2 separate regions of the Homo sapiens genome follow, and region 1 is linked to region 2. Evidence: read pairs that join two places in POLR2A ChIA-PET (ENCODE). Cell type or tissue: PC-9. All regions are shown on one strand. Links, peaks and the distances in the headings refer to the core of each region. The heading gives the core; the rest is flanking DNA.

Evidence for each region. Peaks named below come from ENCODE experiments on the same cell type or tissue, not always from the same donor. Only the 100,000 strongest peaks of a DNase experiment are listed, where the experiment ranks them.
Region 1: POLR2A ChIA-PET joins it to region 2 with 10 read pairs; 9 of 35 experiments call an interaction of 5 or more read pairs at or near these places.

What each region holds. Positions count from the first base shown.
Region 1 is chr6:43,091,192-43,095,576 of GRCh38, forward strand. The region is part of intron 1 of PTK7 (protein tyrosine kinase 7 (inactive)); the gene reads left to right. Among named protein-coding and RNA genes, the nearest start is that of PTK7, 17 kb to the left of the region's middle. RefSeq lists an enhancer at 1-218. In PC-9, for the core only: no CTCF peak of the experiment used is centred there; no DNase peak of the experiment used is centred there; H3K4me3 peaks cover 128 bases; H3K27ac peaks cover 275 bases.
Region 2 is chr6:43,172,190-43,176,574 of GRCh38, forward strand. SRF (serum response factor) reads left to right here. Exons shown (of 7, transcript NM_003131.4): 2 at 1,658-1,924; 3 at 3,517-3,778; 4 at 4,359-4,385. Among named protein-coding and RNA genes, the nearest start is that of SRF, 3.1 kb to the left of the region's middle. RefSeq lists enhancers at 40-1,008, 299-508, 2,657-2,886. In PC-9, for the core only: no CTCF peak of the experiment used is centred there; a DNase peak (open chromatin) is centred at 2,562; H3K4me3 peaks cover 2,564 bases; H3K27ac peaks cover 516 bases.

The sequences.
Region 1 (4,385 bases), core at 298-4,297, 81 kb before region 2:
ACTCTGTCGCCCAAGCTGGAGTACAGTGACGTGATCTTGGCTCACTGCAATCTCTGTCTCCTGGGTTCAAGTGACCCTCCTGGCTCAGCCTCCCAACTAGCTGGGACTACAGGCCCACACCACCATGGCTGGCTAATTTTGTATATTTTTGTTTTAGTAGAAATGGGGTTTCACCATGTTGGCCAGTCTGGTCTCCAACTCCTGACCTCAGGTGATCCACCCACCTCGGCCTCTCGAAGTGTTGGGATTACAGGCGTGAGCCACTGCGCCTGGCCGGTTTCCTCTTTTGTAAGATAGGAATAATAATACCAGTCTCGTTAGAGTTCTTGCAAGAGTTGAGTGAGATGGTACTGCATTTCATTAACTCTTAGATGTTTTTTCTTTTCACATTTGCACATCTTTGAAATTGGGATGTAACTTATAATTAATTACGGTAGTCACCCCTTATCTGTGGTTTCATTTTCTGTGGTTTCAGCTACCCATGGTCAAAAAATATTAAATGGAAAATTACAGAAATAAACAACTTACAAGTTTTAAGTTTTATGCCATTCAGAGTAGCATGATAAAATCTCTTGATATCCCACTCCATCCCGCCCAGGACATGAATCATCCCTTTGTCCAGTTTATCGAATGTCAGGGTATCAGATGCTTGGGTTCAAGTAACTCTTTTTTTAATTTATTTTATTTTTGAGATGGAGTCCTGCTCTGTGGCCTAGGCTGGAGTGCAGTGGCGCGATCTCAGCTCACTCCAACCTCCACCTCCCGGGTTCAAGTGATTCTCCTGCCTTAGCCCCCTGAGCAGCTGGGATTACAGGCACGTGTCACTACGCCCAGCTAATTTTTGTATTTTTAGTAGCGATGGGGCTTCACCATGTTGGTCAGGCTGGTCTTGAACTCCTGACCTCGTGATCCACCCACCTCGGCCTCCCAAAGTGCTGGGATTACAGGCGTGAGCCTCTGTGCCCGGCCTACTGTGCCTAATTTATTTATTTGTTTTTTAGAGATATGGTCTTGCTCTGTTGCCCAGGCTGGAATGCAGTGGTGCAATCATGGCTCACTGCAGCCTCGACCTCCTGGGCTCAAGTGATCCTCCCACCTCAGCCTCCCAAGTAGCTGGCACTACAGGTGTGTGCCATCACGCCCAGCTAAATTTTTGTAGGGATAGGCTCTTGCTCTGTTGCCCAGGCTGATCTTGAACTCCTAGACTCAAGCAATCCTCCTACTACCTCAGCCTCCCAAAGTGCTGGGATTACAGATGTCAAGTGCCTAATGTATAAATGAAACTTTATTGTAGGTATGTATATATAGGCATAAAACATAACATTTGGGGGTTGTTACTACCTGAGGTTTTAGGCATCCACTGGGGGGTCATAGAACATATCCCCCCCAGGATTGGGGGGACTACTGTATATAACATTGTGCCTTAGTTCAACTAGTACCACTTTGTCCTCTTGGTGCACATAAATAATGGAGCATCTTCTAAATTCAGTATATGTGAAGGACTTAGTCTGTGATACTGTGAATGCTCAGTAAAAGTTGGCTATAACTGTGATGGTTATCTGTGGAGGTTATAACTGTGATGGTTATCTGTGGAGGTTATAACTGATGGTTATCTGTGGTAGTTATAATTGTGATGGTTATCTGTGGTGGTTATAGCTGTGATGGTTATCTGTGATGGCTATGACTGTGATGCTTATCTGTGATGGTTATAACTGTAATTTACAGGCCTAGTTTTGCTTCCCATCTACCAGTAACTTTCAATAAAACCTGTTTTCCTTTTAGTCTGGCATGTAAATAACAAATGATGCTTAAGGCATAAAGCATCATGCTAAGTATTGTATGCATGTGTGCATGCTGATGGCAGGGGGGCGGGGTGACTTTAAGTCTTTATAAGGCAAGAGATGTTTACAAGAGGAGGTAGGTGTCCCTAACAAGGCAGACAGTCTATCTATTATGGAAAGAATACAGTGACTCTCTAATGATAGGATCTCCTTTTTTTTTTTTTTTTTTTTTTTGAGACGGAGTTTCACTCTTGTTGCCCAGGCTGGAGTGCAACGGCACAATCTCAGCTCACTGCAATCTCCACCTCCCAGGTTCAAGCGATTCTCCTGCCTCAGTCTCCAGAGTAGCTGGGATTACAGGCGCCCACGACCACGCCCGGCTAATTCAAAGTCTCCATTTTGAAAGGCTGAGCTGGGGGACACTGGAGGTTCACTCCAGGAATGGATTGCTGGTAGGTGAATCAAGACAGAATCTGGAGAGAGTGATTAACAAGACAAGGATACAGAGAAGACCAAAGAGAGGCACACAGTAAATGTCAGGAGCTCAGAGGATGGAGACCTGGGTCAGGCAGGCAGGAGACGGACAGGAGATGCTAGCGTTTTCTTCCCCAGCAGCACACTTGTGTGGGGCTGATTCTAACTTTGTGGAGACAGCTGGTTGCCATCCATTCTATTTTGTGCTACCCAAGCATTGCTGAATGCCATTGTCACTGGTAAAGGGTCATGACTGTGAGTGTCTAGGTTCTTTGTGTTTTGAACAAAGAATTGGACAAAACCCCCAGCAAAGCAAAGAAAGAATGAAGCAACAGAAGAACGAAGGCAGGGATTTATTGAAAATGAAAGTACACTCCACAGTGTGGGAGCAGACCCAAGCAGCGGCTTAAGGGCTGGGATACAGAATCTTCCTGGACCCAAATACCCCCTAAAAGTTTCCCACTGGCCACTTCATGCAAATGTCATGCTCCTGTGCAAACATCTCATTGGTTAGAAAAAGCAACCAGTCAGAGGCTAGGGTGAAGTTAAAGTTATACTTCTACGCAAAGGAAGACTGGGCCAGCAGTCAGTCTGATTGGTTGTGGACAGCAACCATTCAGAGGCTGGAGTAAAGTTACAAAGTTGCAAACGAAGACAGGATTCGCACTCAGTATGATTGGCTGCAGACAGCCAATTTCCCATCTGCCTGGCAAAAAAGTTCAAAGGGAGTAGTAGCCTCTGCTCTTTTTGTTACTTAGGCCTGGAAAGTAGATAGGGCTTTCATTTCAATTTAGTTGGAGGACGTCGGTGTGAAACAGCCTTAGATTCCCTGCCTGCAGACCCTGTTCTCCTGCCTCACCAGTTTTCCCCCTTCAGTCACGTTGTAACTTCCCAAAGGCTAAGGAATTCTTTTTTTGGTTGCTTTCTGGTTCATTTGATGGTGGGGTGGTTTGGTTATGGGGTTTATATGGTAGGTGAAGAGACAAAGTTGTGTCCCTTTTGTATGAATATCAAAAGCAAATTTTTTTTTTTTTTTTGAGACGGAGTCCGTCTCGTCGCCCAGGCTGGAGTGCAGTGGCACGATCTCGGCTCACTGCAAGCTCCGCCTCCTGAGTTCACGCCATTCTCCTGCCTCAGCCTCCCGAGTAGCTGGGACTATAGACGCCTGCCACCATGCCTGGCTAATTTTTTATTTTTATTTTTCTGTATTTTTAGTAGAGACGGGGTTTCAGCGTGTTAGCCAGGATGGTCTCGATCTCCTGACCTCGTCATCCGCCCGTCTCTGTCTCCCAAAGTGCTGGGATTACAGGCATGAGCTACTGCGCCCGGCCACAAAATTGTTTTTTAAAATAGATTGCTGGCCAGGCCACGGTGGCTCACCTGAGGTCAGGAGTTCAAGACCAGCCTGACCAACATGGTGAAACCCTGTCTCTACTGAAAATACAAAAATTAGCCAGGCGTGGTTGTGGGCACCTGTAGTCCCAGCTACTTGGGAGGCTGAGATAGGAGAATTGCTTGAACCGGGAGGCGGAGGTTGCAGTGAGCTGAAATCATGCCACTGCGCTCCAGCCTGGGCTACAGAGCGAGACTCTGTCTCAAAATAATAATAATAATAAATAAATAAATAAAAAGGCCGGGCGCAGTGGCTCACGCCTGTAGTCCCAGCACTTTGGGAGGCTGAGGCAGGCGGATCACCTGAGGTAGGGAGTTCGAGACCAGCCTGACCAACATGGAGAAACCCAGTCTCTACTAAAAAAAAAAAAAAAAAAAAAAAAGTTAGCCAGGTGTGGTGGCGCATGCCTGTAATCCCAGCTACTTGAGAGGCTAAGGCAGGAGAATCGCTTGAACCTGGGAGGCGGAGGTTGCAGTGAGCCAAGATTGTGCCATTGCACTCCAGCCTGGGCAACAAGAATGAAACTCTGTCTTAAACAAACAAACAAACCAAAACAACAACAACAAAAAAACCCACAGTAGATTGCTGTGTAGATGCGTGTGTCAAGCCTTCTACCTGTTCACTTCTGTAGGCTTAAGCACTTTACCACATATGGGTTTCGGAAAGCATTCTTTCTGCGTTGTCACTGAGGCCCAGGAAGGAAAGGGGCCAATTTATGGAAGGCAAGAACTTAAGAG
Region 2 (4,385 bases), core at 165-4,164:
CCGGCCCCGGGGCCCGGTTGGGGTGGGGATGTGCAAAGGGAGCCCGGGAGGACCGCAGAGCCGAGGCGGAGGTGAGAGGCTGCGAGTCCGCAGGAGGTGTGTGGGAGGGGATGGCTCCTGCCCGGGGAGGGCCGAAGGGGAGGGGCCGCCGGGGAAATGTGGGGAGAGGGGAGATCCCGCGAACGCTCGCAACCGTGGGGAAAGGCGCAGAGGTGGGAGTGACCGGCGCCAGAGAGGAAGAGGGCCCTTGCTGAGTGAAGGGGTGAGGAGCGGTGATGGGAGGCTACGAGGCTGCCGGGGAGGTGGATAATGAGAACCCGGGATCAGTAGGTCCAGTGCACTCCGGTGTTCGGACGAGGGCGCCGGAAAAGCAGGGAGCAAACGAGAAGGTATGGAGGTGAGGAGGCTGGAGCTGCATGACAACAATGAGCGAACATGTGTGGGAGGAAGTGGGCACCACGAGAGTAGTGCTGGTTGGAAGGACAGGCAGGGTTAGGGACCAGGTAAGGGAGCGGGGCAGGAGAACTGGTGCTGCCCTGAGCAGCAGGAACCTAGTCCTGCGCCGGCCGTGAGTCTTCCATGGCATCCACTGGGAACCACATGCTCCTGGCAGGACCCGCTGCAGAATCTCCTGCCGTTAGGACAAGTGGGGTTTCCAGCCCTAGGGAGAATCTATGCTTGGATGGGGTTTGGGGGAAGTCAGGGAGGCTTGCAGAGGTACCTAGGAATTCCTCTTCTGCCAGCCAGTGAAAAGTGTTGAGGAAAGGAGTCATTTTGGGGTGTAGACGATAAGGGAAGAGATGAAAGCAGAGGAACTGGGAGACAAGGAGCTGGATCCTTGGGAACACTGGCTGGTGTTTATTTCTGTCCCATGTAGAAACCAGAGCTGCTTCCAAGGTGGTTTGCAGAACTTTGTTGGGAGAGTATGGCATCTATGGGGCCATCCTTGAAGGTCCCCTTCCTGGGCTCATGGCAGGATGTTTAGTGCTAATCTAGGTCTCGTCTCCCATCACTCCAGACACTGTTGTATCAGTGTCCCTTGTCACTTGATCATCAGTGGAGAAGATTGTGGGGGGAGGTAATTAAGGAAAACTCTCTTCTCTCCTTCCATAACCTTCTTCCCAAGACAAAGGAGTAAGGGCAGTAAAGTATTACAGGGCAAAAGGAGAAACTAGGCTGTGGCAACAAGTTGGAGCCTGTGCAGTTTCTGGAAAGAAACATGGGACAGTTGGAGCTTAAATGGTCCATTATCACTAATGTCTTGTACAAATTCCAGTGTGATAGGTAGGGATCCATCCTGGTCCCTGTGACAGTGAGAAGGGGTGAGGCTCTGGGACATTCCAGGCACTAAGCTGTGTTGGGGAGCAGCTAGCTGGGTCCTTCGTATCCCCTGAAGTTATATGTTCCATCACTGGGGGCTGTTACTGTTTGCTTGGGGTATCTTCAGGTCAATGGGGCTGCTCCTCAAAGGAGGAGCATGGGTAGTTTTGCTGCTTCCAGAGATCCTGATAGGACACCCTGCCCTCAGAGTCATTAGAGACGAAGGTCATTATGGGAATGGGGGAATGACATCACTGTATAATTCTTTTTCCAACTTCTCAAGGAAGGTAGAGATAAAAAGTTTGCTGACCTGCCCATCTCCCTCCTCACCCCTCAGGCCTATGAGCTGTCCACGCTGACAGGGACACAGGTGCTGTTGCTGGTGGCCAGTGAGACAGGCCATGTGTATACCTTTGCCACCCGAAAACTGCAGCCCATGATCACCAGTGAGACCGGCAAGGCACTGATTCAGACCTGCCTCAACTCGCCAGACTCTCCACCCCGTTCAGACCCCACAACAGACCAGAGAATGAGTGCCACTGGCTTTGAAGAGACAGATCTCACCTACCAGGTGTCGGAGTCTGACAGCAGTGGGGAGACCAAGGTGTGTTTGGGTTGCCTATGTGAGAGGAGGGAAGGGAGTGGGGTCCCTCTCCCTTTCTGGCCCAGGACAGGTGGATAGGTGCCCACCGATGTGGAGTGGAGCCGGATTAACGACCCTCGTCCTAGGGGACAGGTGTCCATCCTCACTTTCCTGATAGAAGACCGCCCCCCTAGATAAGCGGGCGGCCTCCGTGCCCATATAAGGCCGGCTTGGGCTCCACGCCGGCCTCCCGCCCGCAGCCCGCCTGCCTGGCAGGGCCTTTGCATTCCTCCCGCCAGCTGTCTCCCCGCTAGGGGCGGGGGTGTAGTTTAGCCCGGCCCTCCGGGCTGGGTCGCCAGGGAGTAGAAAGGGAGCACTCCGGTCCCGGGGTCCTGGGAATCCAGCACTCTTGGCAGGCGGGCTGGTTGACTGGGCCGGGGACTACCTTACAAGCCAGCCGCTGCCCTTTCAGGGTGTTGGGGGCCTGGGCAGTTAGGGAGCGCATTTGCCTGCTGCTAGGGATGCCTGCGCTGTTACTCCTCCCCCTTCCTTTTCCCGGTAAGGAGAGGGGGTGGGGCTTCCTCCCTTGCTGTCTGGGGAGCTCCACCTTCCGGGTGGCACTTAACTGACTGGCCAATGGGAGGAAGCGGCACTGTTTGCCTTAGCAACGCCTCTGCCAATCAAGGGTCTTGGGCCCAGCTGCTTTGCAAACGTCTCGTGCTGACCCACCCCGCAGCCTTTGAGCCTCTGGTTGACTCATTTCGGGTCTGGGCTTGGTGGCTTGGTTCTCAGTTTCCTTCTTCCCCTTCTAAGAACGAAGTCTTCCTTAGGGGAGAGTCAGTGCTGTAGGCTACCTCCTCTCTTAGTGGCATATCATCTGTAATAATTTTTAAACTTTTATAACAGTAGGGCTCATTTATTCCCAGGAAATTTTGTTGGATGAGTACATTCTTTTGGTAGTTTACATCTTGGGTGTTTGACATATAGTGTGTCATTGCCAGATTCTCAAGATCTCTCTCAAACTCTTAAGTTCCCTGAGAAACTCAGTTCCTATCTCAGAAGCCTGACAAATTAGAGCTGGAAGAACTCTTTGAAAGAAAACGTAGTAGCCCAGCCCCCTCATGCTTATAGAAGAGGAAAACCGAGGTTCAGAAAAGGGGACTGGTTATTTCAGGGTCACTTAGATGGTCATTACCAGAGCTAGGAACAGACCTTGGTGTCCTGACTCCCCAGCCAATGGGATTACCACAGTCCGCTGGAGCAGAGAACTCAGGGGATTATAATAATGACAATGATAATAATTATCATAAGAGCAGCAAATATTTATTTTGGTTTTTTTATGTGCCAGGTAGTGTTTTCTAAGTGATTTACATATGCTAACCTACTTAATCCTTACAGCAACCTAGGGGGTAGGTATTATCCTCCTTTTACCGATAGAAAACTGTAGCTCAGTAGATCAATAACTTACCTAAGAGTCAGGCATCAGGTAAATGGTGGCGTTGGGATTTGAACCCAAGCTCACTGGTTTCAGTCTGGGTTCTCAGTCCACACAAAGCTTCTGCAAAGGCAGGATCTGGTAGGGGCTCATTGCTTCATCTTTACTCTGGGTATAGGACACACTGAAGCCGGCGTTCACAGTCACCAACCTGCCGGGTACAACCTCCACCATCCAAACAGCACCTAGCACCTCTACCACCATGCAAGTCAGCAGCGGCCCCTCCTTTCCCATCACCAACTACCTGGCACCAGTGTCTGCTAGTGTCAGCCCCAGTGCTGTCAGCAGTGCCAATGGGACTGTGCTGAAGAGTACAGGCAGCGGCCCTGTCTCCTCTGGGGGCCTTATGCAGCTGCCTACCAGCTTCACCCTCATGCCTGGTGAGTCACGAGGGGCAGGGAGAGATTCGTCCTTCCTGGGGCAAATCAAGCATGCTAAGAGTGTGTTTAGGGCTGGCACCAAGAGAACCTCTTTCCCTGCTCAGAAGGAAGGTGAATAGGGGCCAGAGCCTGAGCGAAGCCTCTTATATCCCGTTGGCAGGCATACCTCTGCCCACTGAGACCCCTGCTGTCCTTGTCAGTAAGTTTCAACCATATATTCTGGCCCTGTCTAGCTACCCCAGCCCCGTGCCCTCATTGCCACAGGGCAGTAGATGTTTCACCACTTCCTGCCTTGACTGGAAGGCAGATCATGTCTTTGATGGGTTATTGCCAGCTCTTGGGTCAACTGAAGAAAAGAGAGACAAGGCCCAGGGCAGGAGGAGGAGGGATGGGCAAGAGTAGAGCGTGGAAGCCCCCAGAGTGGATACTTGGGCCTGAAGGGCCTCTTTGGCTTCCAGGAAAGATAGTGATGGGAGTTGGAGACCAGTGTGCCAGACCCTGGGACTGGGGTGTCCATGGGTACTTGGTGGAGGTGGCAATTGGGTGGGACAGAGCACAAATAAGACTCTGTGTCTTGCAGGTGGGGCAGTGGCCCAGCAGGTCCCAG